Linked DNA regions of Homo sapiens: region 1 is linked to region 2. A link is an interaction called in ENCODE POLR2A ChIA-PET data of the cell type or tissue named here. Cell type or tissue: IMR-90. All regions are shown on one strand. Links, peaks and the distances in the headings refer to the core of each region. The heading gives the core; the rest is flanking DNA. Region 1 overlaps GALK2 (galactokinase 2). Region 2 overlaps GALK2 (galactokinase 2).

The links. ChIA-PET counts read pairs that join two places held together with the same protein. Peaks named below come from ENCODE experiments on the same cell type or tissue, not always from the same donor. Only the 100,000 strongest peaks of a DNase experiment are listed, where the experiment ranks them.
Region 1: POLR2A ChIA-PET joins it to region 2 with 12 read pairs; 3 of 35 experiments call an interaction of 5 or more read pairs at or near these places.

Annotation. Positions count from the first base shown.
Region 1 is chr15:49,176,324-49,180,729 of GRCh38, forward strand. All of the region lies in intron 1 of GALK2 (galactokinase 2), which reads left to right. It also overlaps the pseudogene RPL15P19. Among named protein-coding and RNA genes, the nearest start is that of GALK2, 8.3 kb to the left of the region's middle. In IMR-90, for the core only: no CTCF peak of the experiment used is centred there; no DNase peak of the experiment used is centred there.
Region 2 is chr15:49,241,112-49,245,517 of GRCh38, forward strand. The region is part of intron 5 of GALK2 (galactokinase 2); the gene reads left to right. Among named protein-coding and RNA genes, the nearest start is that of GALK2, 73 kb to the left of the region's middle. RefSeq lists a silencer at 1,781-2,075 and an enhancer at 1,781-2,075. In IMR-90, for the core only: no CTCF peak of the experiment used is centred there; a DNase peak (open chromatin) is centred at 1,940; H3K27ac peaks cover 994 bases.

The DNA.
Region 1 (4,406 bases), core at 194-4,193, 65 kb before region 2:
AGGAACCACCCCATTTTTTTCCTTTAAAAACCACTAGTAACTACTGCTAATCAGAGGGTATATTCATGTTAACTTGAATCTATGTTCCTGGGTTGCAATCTTCAAACTTGGCCCAAATAAACTCTGTATTAAGTTTGCCTCACTTTTTTTGTCTTTAGATCAACGCATGACAGAGATTTAAAAAATTTTATATTTTATTTTTAAAAATAAGGAATGGCTATGAAAATACATTTGTTTCTTATTTGGATTTTTTGAGAGGATCATGAAGTCATAGAATTTTCTTCTTTTTATTCTGTTAGCATAGTTCATTTAATCAACAGATTTCTGGTGCTGATTACCTTCATATTCCTGGAATGAACTCTGCTTGGTCACATAGGTTATTTTAGGTAATTACTGCATTAAATTTACCGACATTTTATTTAGGGTTTTTCTATCTATTTCCACAAGTGAGATTAGCCTATAGTTTGCTTTTGAGGGCCATTCTTGTCAAATGTAAGCATCTGGGTTAGACCAGCCTCCTAAAATGAGATGGGAAACTTTCCACAGCTTCTATTATTTAGAACCATTTATAAAAAGAAAATACCACTTTTTCCTTGAAGGTCCAACCAACTTGTTGTAACACTTTTTGGGCTTTGTTTCTGACAACTTTTCTATTTCTTTATTTTTAAACTCTTGTGTCAATTTTAGAAATTTGTATTTTTTCTAGAAAAATCAGCCATTTAAAAATTTTTAAATCTTTTTAAAATTTATGTTTGTCTATTATTTCTAGTATTGATTATGTTTAATGACACTCAAAGTTCTTTTTCTATATATTTTTTTAAATTGAAGAACCACCTTGTAATTTTTTTATCCAATCTGCTATTTTCCCCTGGTTCAATAAATTTTGCTTTTATCTGTTAATTTGCTTCTTCTAATTTATTTAACTACTTTTTGCTAGGTTCCTATGTTATATGCATACTTTATTTATTTTCATTATTTATTTTCTTTTTTTCTTTTAAATAATTTATGTTAAACCTATTGTATCACACAGTATGTTTTAAACACTGCCAGATAACTCCCTAATCAGATAAAGCAAAGACAAAAAAGTTTATCTTACTAGAAACAAGAGACATCATCACTTATAGTTTTCAAACATTATTGCACTTTAACTGTCATAATTTGACAAAGAATTCATGAAATAATCTACAGACTAGTTTTAACAGACAAATAATACTTGTAAGCAGACATGACTGTCCTAAATTGTTTTTTAGGTATCAACTTTACAAACATTACTTACATTAGTGGTAACGGTGGAGTTGGAGAGTATTGTGCCTTTTCCAAGATGCACAGTGAGAATCACCAGGAGTGTGGTGGAACTTATGACCCTACCAAGGCCACGGATCTTTCGGCCTGCAGATGTCAGCCCATGCATCACCCTTTGCTTGTGGACTGGTTTGGTGATCCACTGGGTGGCAGGATTTTTTCTGACAGCATTATGGAGTGGATGAATGAGGATAACTTCAAACATTTTGTATGTTGAATCTTCACCGAAGTGAGAACTCAGGACTCTTAGCCGGGCATGGTGGCTCACACCTGTAATCCCAGCACTTTGGGAGGCCAAGTTGGGTGGATCACTTGAGGCCAGGAGTTCGAGACCAGCCTGGCCAACATGGTGAAACCGCGTTTCTACTAAACAAAAATTACAAAATTACAAAAATTAGCTGGGTGTGGTGGCGCACACCTATAATCCCAGCTACTTGGGAGGCTGAGGCATGAGAATTAGTTGAACCCAGGAGGCAGAGGTTGCAGTGAGTGAGATTGTGCCACTGCACTCCAGCCTGGGTGACAGAGCAAGACTCTGTTTCAAAAAAAAAAAAAAAAAAAAAGAAATACTATATATATATATATATATATATATATATATAGAAATAAAATGTATAAATATGTCTATATGTATAAATAAAAATATATGTACATGTATATCATATATACATGTACATATATGTATGCACATATATGTATGTACATATATACATGATGTACATGTATATCATGTATACATGTATATATATGTACATATATATATATATGTGAATTCAGGACTCTTAGAACCCCACAGTGGCGTCCAGCTTTCTCGTCTTCAATGGACTTCAAGCATACTTTAGCTGGTTAACACCACAGTGGACAGGCTTGCCATAAGCTGCACCCTTAGGAACTGGGCATTTTCGGCCACCATGGTGCACACGAATCCTATATATAACGTAAACTTGCTTGGCCTTGTAGCCCTGTCGGTGCACTTTTTTGGGCTGGGTGGGATGTGGAGCCCTGTGGTAGAGCAGAGAGCTGTCAGTACTGCTAGCAGGGACTCTCCGAAGAAAGTGCATGGTATCAGACTGCTGCTTCCTCCACAGCTCCTGAATGTACTTGTATGCAGTTATCTTGGCTTACCTGATGGCTGTTGCCAGACGGAAAGGAAAGAGCCTTTCTCCCCCATTATTTATTTTCTTATATGAATAGAAGGCTAGAAAATTTTCTGAGTGCTATTACGGTTGTGCCTCATGGGTTTTGATATGTAGACCTCTCATTATTATTTTCAAAATAGCTATAGCTGTGGCCTTAATTTCCACTTTCCTTCAGCTTCTTGCTCATTAATTTGCTCTTTAACTCTTTTCATTCTTCTATTCAACCTATCTACTATTTTTATTTTCACCATCATAACCTCGTTTTCTAAGATCTCTAATATAATTTTAATTTTGTTTTTATGTTTAATTTTTGATCTTGGAGAAATTTATTGTGATGAAAGGAACAAAACAGAGATTCAAATTCACCCTCCTTTCCCAATGGTAATTACCAATCTTTGAAATTCCATCTCTAACATATATTAAATTCTCAAATATAACAGTAATAATAGTAATAACTAATAATTATTTTATACTTATAAAACCCTCAAACAAACCTTTGCAGTGAGTTCTAGTATTAGCCTCAGTTTGTAGATGAGGAAAATTGAGGCATGGAGCAACTCATACAAATTAACATAAAAATTCATGTTATAACCAATTGTTCTTAAATTAGTATTAAAAATTAACATTTTCTATAATGCCATGACTCGATATCCTGATATTGAAGAGAAAACAAGCACAGACAGGATGGGGGACTTGCCCAAGGTCACAGTGGAAGACTGAAAATACATGTCATAGCTCCTGAAATTTTAATTCATTCATTTCTGCAGTTAGCCACACGGTCTGAGAGAATCAGTCCTTTTATTAAAGTCCATTTCATTCACAACAGTCATAGCTTTGTTTCTCAAGTTCTGTTACTAATACTGCTGTTCTTTTTTCTTTGTTTCTTTCTTTTTTTTTTTTTTTTTTAAGATTTTAAGTCAAAAGAGCATTCAGAGCACCAGAGTCAGCAATTTGTGCTGCAATACTTTGGCCAATTCCCCATTTAACAGTATGATCTTTGTAGGAGCTCTTATTTTCATATTGAAATGCTCATTGTATTTTTTGGGGGGCATACTTTCAGTGACTGCATTAAGACACAAGGTCTTGTTGGTAGCTCACCTAGAGGTAAAATACAGCTACTTCCCCCAATTACAGCCCTACCATTCATTATTAGAGGGTTAGGTATGAAGTTTAGAAAAACACTGTACACTTCAGTTCTTTCTGTTCTTAGAGAAAAATGCCTTCCTTGTTTCCTTTTATAGCCTCCATGCATTTGAATTTCTAAGGTAGGAATGTTGTATAGTAAGCCTCTTGGTACTGAAGCAGTTATAAGCCATGAACAGACTGCCTTCCCAAGGAAGTCTAGGAAAATGACAAAGTTTTATAATTCAAAATAATTTCATTAAGACACATTTTAGGAGACTTATTCTAACTCTGCTGTTAGCACTTCATGTTATTTGTGTTTGCAGTCCTTATAAAAACAAATTAATAAGGATTCAAGTTCAGGAAAACTTGAATTTCATCTGTATATGATTTTCACAGGCAGAAACATTAACCCCTATTAAGGCTAGCAGGATTATCTAAACCAGCAAAGTGGGAGTTGTACTTATTGCTCTTTTTCCCACATTTAATTGTACCAATTCCTTTGGATTTGACATTTCAAATATCACCTTAATTTCACCCTTCTCTACCTATAGCTTTGAAGTACTTTCAGCATTTCTCTCTAGATATATTACAATGAACTGCTATTAGATCTCTTTATTTCTACAATCCGAATTCCACACACTACCCAGTGAGCTTTTTCAAATGCAAAATTGATGATTTACTTCATTTTTAAACATCTGTTCACATCCATTGCCTGTATGTTAAAAGCCAGGTTTCTCAATATGGCATAAGGCCCTTTAAGATCTGAGACTTGATATCCTCCAACCTCCTCCCCTCCTTTTCTCTTCTGATGTTTTTAGATACCTAATTGTAGTTTTCTGA
Region 2 (4,406 bases), core at 116-4,115:
AAAAATAGGTTTGAGTGGAAGCTGAAATGTTGAGTGTGAGGAATCTGTGGGCATACTGATGGAGTTATTTAGTATTTAGTTATGAAAAAAATATGAAGGTCAGGAGGAGATCTGGACTTGAGATGGTACATTTGAGAATCATTAGTTTATCATTGTTTTTGAAGCCATAGGAGTGGATCAAGATACCTGGTGTTGGAATATAGGTGGAAAGATAAGGAAAACTAGGACAGAGCCCCAAGAAACATGAACATTTGAGGAATGGGCATAGGAAGGGATGTCCACTGAAGGGATTGAGGAGTAGTCCAGTAAGTATGAGAAAAACCAGAAAGGTGAGGCAACAGCAAAGACAAGGAAGATAATGTTTCATGAAAGGAGTGGTAGTGTTGTCATATGCTTCTGAGAGGTTACCACAAGTTCTGAGAAGTATCCATTGAATATCACAACAAAGAAGTTGTACAAAACTTTGACAAGAGCAGTTTTAGATGGAAATGGGTTGAAGGGTCTATAAGGGGTAAGAAAGTGGTAAAGTTCAGTGGATACAAAAAGTCTGGTGATGCATAGAAAAAGATAATTTGGTATTTGGAGGAGGGTGTGAAGTCAAGGAATTCATTTCACTTTTAATGGGAGGATTGGTGAAACTTAGTTTTTCTATTTTTCTGGTGTTTTGATAATATACCTATCTAAGAAATAGGAAGGAAAGAAGATAAAGAGAAACACTTGAACCCTTAGAATTAATTCTGATTGTCTGTTTTCAAAGTCGGAAATAGCAAATACATTTTTTTATCGGAACTATCTTACTGCAGTGCCTAAGCAAAAAGGGAACAATATGTATATCCTGGCTTTCTCAGCTAGTCTAAGTTGTACTAACAATATTTACATTTTCTAAGGACTGAGCATAATTATTTGGAGAGTTTTTTTTTTTCTGGAGTGAGACAGAATCTTGAATGAAAGGAAGTCTGTAATTTGTTCAGTCTTTAATTTAAATGCCATGTGATTTTACTCTTGTAAAAATCACAGAATATAAGAATTCAAGGGACTTTAGAGATGAGCTAGTTCAAAATGCTCCTTTTACTGATGTATTAGTGTTACCATAGGAAACAAATGACATGTTAGGTATAACTGAAGAGAGTTTAATAAAGAGACTTTTACAGAGATGTGGGTAAGGTCAAGGGAACTAACTAGGAAGGGTTCTCTTGTGAAGCTGGAAGCCATTGTACTTTAGGAGCTGTGGATATAGAGTAATGTTGCCAGAAATGCAGCAAGGCAGAGAAAGAATGACACAGGTGAAAATGGCAATGAGTGGGAATAGTTGAGGGGAATTTACCATAGAGGTCAGCCTTTTGGGGTAGGGGAAGTGTGAGAATAGAGGAACAGAGGGACAACCGAAAATAACTAGCCTGTTTGATAAGGACACTAAGTCCCACAACAGATTGGTGACTAAAGCCTTTCCTATTATTTCATATCCAGTAAACCCCATTCAGTTGCAGACAACAATTACTGCAGATGGGATATAATAAGTAGATGTGGAACTTGTTAATTCATTAATATACTAAATGTTGCATATCTGAAACCAGAAAACAATATGGCTAATCACCCAGAGAATCTGGAAGCCAGAAATTATGAATCAGAATGTTACTGGTACAAGAGAGTATGATGTGGCAAAAGATCTATGAAAAAGGAAAATCTAGAGACTTCTGATTTCAGCATGTCAGAATAAGACTTACCTACTCTTTTTCTGTGTCCCTAAATTAATCTTCTTTTCTCAAAAATCATTTCCAAACAACAGGGAAAATAAGAAAAGGAAGCACAAGCTTTATCTTTGGTAAGCCAAGGAGACATAAATAACCATAAACCACAAAATACAAAGATGGAAAGTGGATAGAGGAATGTTACATGACTTAGGCGAATGGAGAAAGGTCAGAGCCAAGTGCCTGCGGAGGGAGTTGCAGATGGAAAGGCAGCTGACTCATCCCACAGCTCTCTGGCAAGGCTTAGGAAGAAAGCAGGGTAATATGGTGGGTGGGGATTTATCTGAAAGCCTTTGTGAGGACTATTTAGACCCTAAAAGGCCTCTCTTCACCTGGACCATTTCCCCCTATCTTTGCAGGAGTCTCTGGAGAAACAACCAGAGATCATTTGTACTTGGGGACACTGAGCACTGAGAAAGGCAGGACGAGAAAGACTTGAAAACTGGGAGATTAGAGGACATTCTGCATCTGAAAAATGAAATTCTTAGCTCCATTCTTCTGGTCATTACTGGCACACTGGCAACCTCACCACCCTACACTCCAGCAGGAATGTTGGAGGATCCTTCTCAAAGGAAACTTAACCATCCCAGAGATGGTTCATACAGATACTGACATTTGGTGACCCCCTTCTCCAGCTCCTCTATGACCTTGTTAGAAGCCCATTTACAAAGCTTCTAATAAGCTTTTTAGTGACTCACTCTTAAATATGATAGGGCATCAAAGTATAGTAAGATTTTGGAAGAAAACCTACAAAATGAACCAAACAAACAAAAAAAACAGAGAAAACAGGAAACTAGAGGAAACAGAGACAATGCTGAGAGCAGAAGAATCAAAGACATGATGTCCTCAGAGAGATAAAAGAAAATGTTAAGTCCTTGAAAAATAATAGTGTTACTTTTTTAAAAAAGGAACCAACGGTAAGATAGAGCTTTTGCATATTAAAAATATGACAAGACAAAATTTAGCAAAAAGATTGGAAACAGCTGGGCATGGTGGCTCATGCCTGCAATCTCAGCAGTTTGGGAGGCTAAGGCAGGAGGATCGCTTGAGGCCAGGAGTTCAAGACCAGCCTGGGCAACACAGTGAGACCTTGTCTCAAAAAAAGAGAACAGACTGGAAGAACTCTCTGATATAGTAGGGAATAAAAGAGCTGGACAATAAGAGAGAAAAACAGGAAAATTTATGGATCAATTCCAGAAATCCATCCAACTAGTAAGGAAAAACAGAAAAAACAGTTATTAGAAATTATTATTATTATTAAAAATAGAGTTGGGGCCTCTCTATGTTGCCCAGGCTGGTCTCAAACTCCTGACCTCAAGTGATCCTCCCTCATCAGCCTCTCAAAGCTCTGGGATTATAGGTGTGAGCCACTGTGTCTGTCCAGAAGATTTTTTTTTTAAAATAATATTTCTCCAAAGTGAAAATGTGAATTTGGATTGGAAGGGCTCACTGGGTGTTTGGTATAATAAATGTAAAAGGCCAAACCAAAGAATATCATCTGGAAATTTTGAAACTTGAGTGTTATAGAAAAGACACTAAAAGCTAGTTGACAGAGCAAGAGAAAAGAACGGAAAGAAATCATAATCAAAGGATCAGAAATGTAAATTAATTTCTCAAAAACAGTATTGGAAGATAAAGGCAGTTGATAAATGTCTCTAAAATATTAATAAATTTTAGTTTAGGCTATCTGTTTAAATGAATTAATCAAATGTGAGGGTATAGTAAAACATTTTCAACATGTAAAGTGTAAAAGTCTAGAGGATGTAATCCACCAAAACTAGGGAGTAAACCAAGAAAGAAGATCGCATGGGAACTAGGAAATGAGAAATCCAATATATGAGAGAGGAGTTGGGTATTTATAGAACATTGGTATTTGTAGAACATAAGGGGAATTCCAACATAACACCCATAATATCCAGCAGCTTAGAAAGCAGTGCAGATTAAAATGAGGAGAGGGAAAGATGGAACTTATAATCTTATCAGTAAAACAAAAAAAAAGCCAAAAAAACTGGTTAATCTGATATGTTCAACCATGTGGAAAATGGATTCAGAGTAATTTCACAGAGCTGTTGTAGGATATGACAAAGCTCAGCTAGATATACAAATCTAAGCAAATGAAGAAATGGGGCAATTATTAAATATAGGAAAAACAAAAAAGTTTGTAACAGAAATGAAATCAACCATTTTTTTTTGCTCATAAGTGAACAATAATCTCAGTAATTAACACAACAAATATGAATTTAAGCAAAATTTTGGGCATAACTTTATTGAGAAAGGTGGAGGAGGGTAAAGGAAAGGTGGATGTAAGAGAGCTAAAATCCTCACTTATCATAATAGGAAAGCAATAAATAATGTTTAAAATGAAACAACAGGCAATAACATTTACCAATGTTATTTGGAATTGGAAGCAAAAGCAAAGAGCCAAAAGTATTTGCCGTTGTACACATTGCATTGGGGATAGGGATGACAGAGTGAGCTAGGGGCTGCCTTTGTTGTTGTTATAAGCCTTTTACCTCTATTTAATCTTTTAGATTATATGCAAATATCACTTTGGCGAAAGTAAAATAAAAGATAGAAGAACTGAATAGAATGAAAAATAAGAATGGAAATAGAATGAAAAGTAAGATGACCTGTATGACCACACCTGGGGGAACCTGA